Linked DNA regions of Homo sapiens: region 2 is linked to region 1. A link is an interaction called in ENCODE POLR2A ChIA-PET data of the cell type or tissue named here. Cell type or tissue: GM12878. All regions are shown on one strand. Links, peaks and the distances in the headings refer to the core of each region. The heading gives the core; the rest is flanking DNA. Region 1 overlaps TMEM120B (transmembrane protein 120B). Region 2 overlaps CAMKK2 (calcium/calmodulin dependent protein kinase kinase 2).

Region 1 (4,323 bases), core at 324-4,323:
GCAGGAGAATCGCTTGAACCCGGGAGGCGGAGGTTGCAGTGAGCTGAGATCGCACCACTGCACTCCAGCCTGGGTGACAGAGTGAGACTCCGTCTCAAAAATAAAATAAAATAATAAAAATACAAAAAAAATTAGCCAGGCATGGTGGCACCTGCCTGTAGTCCCAGCTACTCAAGAGGCTGAGGCAGGAGAACCACTTGAACCCAGGAGGCGTAGCTTACAGTGAGCTGAGATCGTGCCACTGCACTCCAGCCTGGGCAACAGAGCAAGACCCTGTCTCCAAAAAAAAAAAAAAAAAAAAAGTAAAGAAAAAAAGAAATGAGAGAAGACGTCCAAGGGGGCCCCATTTTATAACCTTATCCACGGTTTCACTTTCTGTAGTTTCAGTTACCTGAGGTCTGAAAATATTACCTGGAAAATTCGAGAAATAATTCATAAATTTTAGATCATGCACTGCTCTGAGCAGCGTGATGAGATCGTGCGCTGTCCTGCTGCATCCCACCCGGGATATGATTCGCCCCTTCCTCTGTGTATCCCTGCTGGAGACACCACCTGCCTGTGAGTCAGTCAGTAGCTGGCTCGGTAACAAGCCAGGCTGGTCTTGAACTCCTGAGTTCAAGTGATCCTCCCGCCTTGGCTTCCCAAAGTGCTGGGATTACAGGTGTGAGCCACGGTGCCTGGCCCTGTTTTATTTTATTCTTGTTGTTAATCTCTTACTGTGCCTAATTCATAAACTAAGCTGTCTTATAGGTGTGTACATATAGAAAAAAACAGCGTATCTAGAGTTCTAGACTGTGGTTTCAAACATCCACTGGGGGTCTTGGAATCCACCCTTGTGGGTTAGGGGGACTAATGTACCTGTTCACTCCGGCCATATTTGTAAAAGGGAATAAGTTATGCCAGAACTGTGAACCCCATTGTTACATCTTAAAGGACCAGAACCTATTTTTGCACAATACAAAACAAAATAGCACGTTAGTGTGTATCAGCAGAAGGAACATCCCACTTGGAATTTCATGAGCTGGGGTTGACTCCTGGCCCAGTCACTGAGTCATTGACCTCAAGCAAATCACTTCATTTCTGTGACTCTCAGGTTCTTCCTATGTTGTGGGAGTATTCATCATTTCCCTACCATATCTGGCTGTCATGTAAGGATTTTTTTTTCTTTTTTTTTTTTTTTGAGACGACGTCTTGCTCTGTCACCCAGGCTAGAGTGCAATGGCACGATCTCGGCTCACTGCAACCTCTGCCTCCCAGGTTCAAGCAATTCTCCTGCCTCAGCCTCTGGAGTAGCTGGGACTACAGGCACCTGCCACCACACCCAGCTAATTTTTGTATTTTTAGTAGAGACGGGGTCTCACCATCTTGGTTAGACTGGTCTCAAAATCCTGACCTCGTGATCCCCCTGCCTCGGCCTCCCAAAGTGCTGGGATTACAAGCATGAGCCACCACGCTTCACCAAGGATTTCTTAACCATTTCTAGACTAAAGCACCCTGAAAACTGCATAGAGTATAGGATGTATTATTATAAAGGCAGTCGCAGAGGGCAGGCAGTTATCCTCAAAAGGGAAAAAATATAGATGGTTAATCTGGATGTTTAAGAATAAAATGCTAGAGAGAAAACGGTGAAAAGAGAAATGAGGGAAGGACCTTCCTGGCATGTGGAACAGCAAGCACAAAGGCTGGGACATGAGAGCTTGGTGGGTTTGAGAAACAGTGAGATGGTGCCTTGGCGGGACTGCAGTGAGCAAGCGGGTGTGGCAGGCGATGAAGTCATGTGAACCAGGGGAGATGTTTGGATTTTATGCAAAGGGCAATAGGGGCCAGGCACGGTGGCTCATGCCTATAATCCCAGCACTCTGGGAGGCCGAGGCAGGTGGATGACCTGAGGTCAGGAGTTCAAGACCAGCCTGGCCAAGATGGCAAAAACCCCATCTCTACTTAAAAAATACAAAAATTTCATCCCTGTAATCCCAGCACTTTGGAAGGTCGAGGTGAGTGGATCACCAGAGGTCGGGAGTTCGAGACCAGCCTGACCAACATGGAGAAACCCCATCTCTACTAAAAATACAAAATTAGCTGGGTGTGGTGGTGGGCGCCTGTAATCCTAGCTACTCGGGAGGCTGAGGCAGGAGAATCACTTGAACCTGGGAGGTGTAGGTTGCAGTGAGCCGAGATCGCGCCATTGCACTCCAGCCTGGGCAACAAGAGCGAAACTCTGTCTCAAAAACAAAAATTAGCCAGGCATGGTGGCAAGCACCTGTAATCTCAGCTACTTGGGAGGCTGTGGCAGGAGAATTGCTTGAACCCGGCAGGCAGAGGTTGCAGTGAGCTGAGATTGGGACACTGCACTCCAGCCTGGGTGACAGAGCGAGACTCTTGTCTCAAAGAAAAGGTGGGGGGGGGGGCAATAGGGAGCCATTGAAGATGCTTCAGTTGTGGAGAGGGGGCCAGGATATGACTTGTGTTTTAAGATCCATCCAGCTGTCAGGTGGATAATGGATTCATCAAAGGGCTGCAGGAGGCAGGGAAGAGGGACAGACGAGGACTTAGATGAGGATGGTGTAGGGGCGGGGGGTGGCCAGCAGTAGACAGGGGCCCACCGTCCAGTAGAACTTTCTGCAGTGGAGGAAATGCCGTGCACCTGCCCCAATCACTGCATTAGCCATGAGCCCCGGGCGGCAGTTCATCACCTGAAATGAGGCTTGTGCAACTGAGGCGTTGAATGCTTTATGTTAATTCATTTTTTATTTTTATTTTTATTTTTTTTGAGACAGAGTTTCGCTCTTGTCACCCAGGCTGGAGTGCAATGGTGTGCCTTGGCTGGTGACAGCCCCGTGAGGTAGATTTTATGATTTTCATGTCCCAGATGGGGAAGCCAAGACTCCCACCACTGTCCTGTCTAAGTCAAGGTCACACAGCCAGTGAGGGCAGAGCTGGGATTTGAACATGTGTCTCATCTGTCTCTAGTGACCTCACCCTTAAGCACTGTTCCATGGGGGAGCTGGCTGAAGACTTTTGGAGGTCCCTGGGTTGAGGGGGATCCAGTGGGGAGAGGGTGGCCATGCCCCATCACCAGCAAGGGGTTAGGAGCAGACATGGCCTGGTGGTACTCCGTGGAGAGGCCACTTGTCCTGAGAGGTGTCTGGCAGAGAAGGAACGGGGGGCAGGCTGGTGCCACCCAGCACCTGCAACAGCTGCGGACAGGGCAGGGGGATTCCTGGGCCTCCACGTTCCTTGTTCAGTGGAAGGAAGTGGAGGGGCGGGGGGCTGGTCACCAATGAGCCTGAAAAGCTCTCAGTTCTCACTGTGGGGATTTTAAAAAAATACCGGGGCAGGATGACTAAGTGCAGTGTAGAACCCTGGGCTGGGCTGGCTCCTCAACGGGGAAAAAAATAAAGGACAATATTGGTGAAATGGTCAAAATCTGACTATGGTCTGTGGATCAGATTAGAATGCAGAGTCCATGCGGTTTCTGGGGGCTTGGGGCAGGGGAGAGAACGCCCTTGTTCTCAGCAGATAGGCGCTGAGCTAAGGGGTGAAGAGGCAGATGTCTACAGTTACCGTGCCCTGACAGGGAGAAACAGAAGTGTCTGTCTCCAGATAAAGTCAGAGGGGCCAATGCAAACAGGTGGTGAATCACAGTCAGAGAGCTCTTCATACTCGTGTTGCAATTTTACTGTAAGTTTGAAACTGTCAATACAAAAAGTTACAAAGAATTGTTTATAAAGAAGAAGAAGAAAAAAGCAAACCCAACCAAGCTCAAGCCTAGATCCGTATTTGGATTCAGCTCGTCTCGGGGCGGAGCCAGGCGTCACGGCCTCCGGATTAAAGTATCCCCCCAGGGAGTGTGCTCTGTGAATCTGGGTGGGGAGGGCGCTCGGTGCTGTTCCCAGCAACCCACCACCCTCCTCCTAGTGCTTGCAAGAATAGGCAGGGAACTCAGCTGACTGCATCAGAACCTGAGAAGCTGGAGGCTGAAGCCAGACACCAGCCTCTCAGGACTTGGGGACACTATGAGCCCACTCAGCCCCACAGGTCTGAATCTTTGGGGAGGGGAGGGTTCCAGTCTGCACTCTGCCCTTGACCATCAGGGCAGGGGGATCACACTGGCTATCGGCATCATCTCTAGCAGTTTCTCCAGCCCCAGCCCTAGAATCAGGCCAAGCTCTCAGCACTGCGTGGGTTTGATCTTGAGGATTCTTTACCACCATCCAGGACTGGGGGGCTGCCGCTCATGGGTTTTGTTGTTAAGAGACAGGGTCTCGCTCTGTCACCCAGGCTGGAGTGCAGTGGCATGATCACGGCTCACTGTAGCCTTGA
Region 2 (4,389 bases), core at 72-4,071, 530 kb after region 1:
TGAGGCGTGCCTTTGTTCATTCAACAAATGTTACAATTTGTCAGACCCTGCTGTAGGTTCATCAGGGACAACATTCAAAAACCCCTGTCCTTGGGGAGCGCACCTGAGTGTGATGCGTGGGTTTTGAAAGCGACAACACCGTAACAAAACAAAAACCCCGAGCAGGACACGAGGGGCTGCTAGTTTTGGGTTGGGGGATGGAGAAATACAGTGGCTCCCCAGGGAATGTCTCACCAAGGTGACATTTGGGCAGAACAGCAGGGACCAGGTGGCAGAAGGTATTTTACAACATTGTAAAGAACTTGGATCGGGCACAGTGGCTCACCCCTGTAATCCCAGCGCTTTGGGAGTCCGAGCGGGTGGATCACCTGAGCTCAGGAGTTTGAGACCAGCCTGGGCAGCATAGCGAAACCCCGTCTCTACTAAAAATACAAAAATTAGCTGGGCATGGGGGTGTGCACCTATAATCTTGGCTACTCGGGAGGCTGAGGCACGAGAATCACTTGAACCTGAGAGGCGGAGGTTGCAGTGAGCCAAGATGGCGCCACTGCATTCCAGCCTGGGCAACAAAGTGAGACTGTCTCAAAAAAAAAAAAAAAAAAAATTGGCTTTGACTCTGAGAGTGATGGAAGCCATTGGGGGGTTTGAGCTGACGGGTGGAATGAGAATAAAGAGAACATGGTCCAAGCCTCAAAGAAGAGTTTCGTGATCTGCTTGAGCTGGGCAGCTGCAGGGATAGTTTTTCACAACTCGAGGTGGCAGTTGCAGAAAGCCATGCTAATTTGGGGTATGTGATTCCAGTGGTTTTGAAAATCCTGACACGGTTATATTTTACTTTCCAGCCACAGCCGTGTGAGACTGAGACAGACAGGGCAGTGCATGAGGCCGGGTAGTAGGTATCAGAAAGGGTCTGCAGCTACAGGCCTGACATGCAAAGGGCAGAAAACTCAGTCCAGGTGCGGTGGCTCATGCCTGTAACCCCAGCACTTGGGAGGCTGAGGTGGGAGGATTGCTTGAGGCCAGGAGTTTGAGGCTGCAGTGAGCTATGATTGTGCCACTGCACTCTAGCCTGGGCGACAGAGTAAGACCCTGTCTCAATAAAACAAAAAAAGGTGGAGGAGGGGGCTGGGTGTGGTGGCTCATGCCTGTAATCTCAGCACTTTGGGAGGCCAAGGCAGGTGGATCCCCTGAGGTCAGGAGTTCGAGACCAACCTAACCAACATGGTGAAACCATGTTTCTGCTAAAAATACAAAATTAGCCAGATGTGGTGGCACATGCCTGTAATCTCAGCTACTTGGGAGGGTGAAGCAGGAGAATCACTTCAACCTGGGAAGCGGAGGTTGCAGTGAACCGAGATCGTGCCATTGCACTCCAGTCTGGGTGACAGAGCTAGACTTTGTCTCAAAAAAAAAAAAAAAAAAAAGTAGAAAACTCGATCTCTATTTCTAGAGGTTAAAAAATTCCCACCCACTGCTCAGCCCCAAAAGTGGTTGAACTGTTAGCGACTGAAAATAGACCTGTTTCAACAGGCCACCCTCCCTCATGCCACCTGATTTATGGTGCTTGGGTGGGTGGGAGGATGGTGCAGAAATTCATGAAGCTTGCAAGTGAAGACTTAAATAACCAAGGCAGGAAAGGCCAGAGCTGAGGGGGCCAGCGCTGGGTTGTCTGTAGAAGCTGTACCTTAGCAGCATTGCCTTTGTTTTTAACTACAGCCTGAAGCAATAGCAAATCTGCCCTAACTCACACTGGTTGATGAAACTGAAGATGGGGAAGGCCTGGGAGAGTTCAGTTCTTTTCCTGATCAGAACCTTTAAGCCTTCTTTTTGTCTGAGTAGCTTCCCTGTTCCCCTTGGCCACCTCAGCCCTTGGAGAGCTTTGAAACAACCCTTTGGTTTCATTTTTAAAAAATTTTTTTGCCTGTAACCCCAGCACTTTGGGAGGCCGAGGTGGGTGGATCACCTGATGTCAGAAGTTCGAGACCAGCCTGACCAATACGGTGAAACCCCATCTTTACTAAAAATACAAAAAATTAGCCGGGTGTGGTGGCAGGTGCCTGTAGTCCCAGCTACTCGGGAGGCTGAGGCAGAAGAATCGCTTGAACCCAGGAGGCAGAGGTTGCAGTGAGCCAAGATCGTGCCACTGCACTCCAGCCTGGGCAACAGAGCAAGACTCCATTTCAAAAAAAAAAAAAAAGTTTTTTTAATTTTTGTGGGTACATGGTAGGTGGATATAGTCATAGGTTACATGAGATGTTTTAATACCGGCATGCAGTGCATAATAATCCCATCATGGAAAATGGGGTATCCCCTCTGGTTTCTATTACATGCTCATCTCATTGTGGGTGTATGATTCCAGAACAACAAGCAACCCCAGAGTCATCCTCCACTGGATTTTGAAATCGACTGTGCTCTTTTTTTTTTTAACTTCCTAAAGTACAGCCTTGTATTCCAATTTATGCTTGTCATAGCAGAATCAAATTAAATAACTATACCACGTGACCCAGAAATTCCACTCCTAGGTATATACCCAAAAGAACCAAAAACAGATATCCACACATGAACATATCCATGTACACGAACGTTCATTGCAGCACTTCCCAACAGCCAAAGAGTAGAAACAGTCCATATGCCCCTCAACAGATGAATGGACAAAGAAAATGTGGTCTATCCATACAATGGAATATTATTCAGCCATTAAAGGGAATGAAGCACTGATCCATGCACCAGTGTGGATGAACCTTAAAAACGTGCTAATGATGCTAAGTGAAAGAAGCCAGACACAAAAGGCCACATAGTGTACAATTCCATTTATATGAAATGTCCAGAACAGGCAAATCTATAGAGACAGGAAACAGATTGGTGGTGGCCAGGGGATTGAGGGAGGGAAGAATAGGGAGTGACTGCTAATGGGTATGAGGTTTTCTTTTGAGGTGATGAGAATGTTCTGGAACTAGATAGTTGTGATGATTGCCCAAAATTGTGAATATACTAAATGCCACTCAATTGCACGCTTTAAAATGGGTAATTTTATGTTACGTAAATTTCATCTCAAAGAAATTTTTTTTTTGGGACATTCTTGCTCTGTTGCCCAGGCTAGAGTGCAGGGGTGCAATCTTGGCTCACTGCAACCTCCGCTGTCCAGGTTCAAGTGATTCTTGTGCCTCAGCCTCCCAAGTAGCTGGGATTACAGGCACCTGCCACCACGCCCGGCTGATTTTTGTATTTTTAGTAGAGATAGGGTTTTGCCACGTTGGCCAGGCTGGTCTCGAGCTCTTGACCTCAGGTGATTCGCCCACCTCGGCCTCCCAGAGTGTTGGGATTACACTGGCGTGAGCCACCGTGCCCAGCCCCCTGCCGTGTTTTCTTTGACCAGTGGATCCTGGGCCAATTTGAGCACTAGAAGTCAAGCCAGACTGTGGGCCTGGGGACGTCAGAAATCCCTGGTTCTTTGCCTTCTGATGGAAATTTAGCAAAGCAGGACCTTGGCCAGCTTGGTTCAGTGGACTGTTCCTCTCCCCAGCTCTAATACTAGTTTCTGTCTTTCTTGGTGTTTCTGGAGGTGGTTGGGAGGTGGGGAGGACAGAGAGAGATGGATGTTCAGTTTCCCATGTAACAGTTTCACCCTTTTCTTCCCTACAGTGTTCGAACTGGTCAACCAAGGGTGAGTGTCCCAGCTCCCAGCAGGGGTGATGCAAGAAGCTTCTGTAGCTGCATAGCTGAGTGAGGTGCCACTGGGCTCTGCTCATGAGAGAGGGCAAGGGCTGGCGGGTCTGCTTTGTGTTTCACATGAGTGTCGACCTTTCAGGCCCGTGATGGAAGTGCCCACCCTCAAACCACTCTCTGAAGACCAGGCCCGTTTCTACTTCCAGGATCTGATCAAAGGCATCGAGTACTGTGAGCAGGGCCTGCGGGAGGGCTCTCACCCAGTGGGTAGTTAGCATTCTGAGCGTGGGTGCAAAGTGGAAAGTGTCTTATTTTCTTCCTGGAGCACAGGGAGGTGGGCGGGTGGATTGGGGTCCTCTAGAGGGACAGAACTAATAGGAGATACATATATATATATAAAATTATATATATAAAATTATATATATAATTATATATATAAAATTATATATAATTATATATATATAAAATTATATATAAAATTATATATATAATTATATATATAATTATATATATATAAAATTATATATATAATTATATATATATAAAATTATATATATATAAAATTATATATATAATTATATATATAAAGGGGAGTTTATTAAGTATTAACTTACACGATCACAAGGTCCCACAATATAGTCTGTCTGCAAGCTTGAGGAGCAAGGAGAGCCCATCTAACTCTCAAAACTAAAGAACGTGGAGTCTGACGTTTGAGGGCAGGAA

The links. Peaks named below come from ENCODE experiments on the same cell type or tissue, not always from the same donor. Only the 100,000 strongest peaks of a DNase experiment are listed, where the experiment ranks them.
Region 2: POLR2A ChIA-PET joins it to region 1 with 7 read pairs; 1 of 35 experiments calls an interaction of 5 or more read pairs at or near these places.

The regions. Positions count from the first base shown.
Region 1 is chr12:121,781,402-121,785,724 of GRCh38, reverse strand. TMEM120B (transmembrane protein 120B) reads right to left here. Exons shown (of 12, transcript NM_001080825.2): 12 at 3,657-4,323. All of the region lies in intron 2 of RHOF (ras homolog family member F, filopodia associated), which reads left to right. Among named protein-coding and RNA genes, the nearest start is that of RHOF, 10 kb to the left of the region's middle. RefSeq lists enhancers at 3,643-3,712, 3,753-3,812. In GM12878, for the core only: no CTCF peak of the experiment used is centred there; no DNase peak of the experiment used is centred there; H3K4me3 peaks cover 2,218 bases; H3K27ac peaks cover 3,784 bases.
Region 2 is chr12:121,255,058-121,259,446 of GRCh38, reverse strand. It overlaps CAMKK2 (calcium/calmodulin dependent protein kinase kinase 2), which reads left to right. Exons shown (of 17, transcript NM_001270485.2): 8 at 3,643-3,664; 9 at 3,809-3,897. Among named protein-coding and RNA genes, the nearest start is that of CAMKK2, 39 kb to the left of the region's middle. RefSeq lists an enhancer at 3,354-3,854. In GM12878, for the core only: no CTCF peak of the experiment used is centred there; a DNase peak (open chromatin) is centred at 1,576; H3K27ac peaks cover 1,239 bases.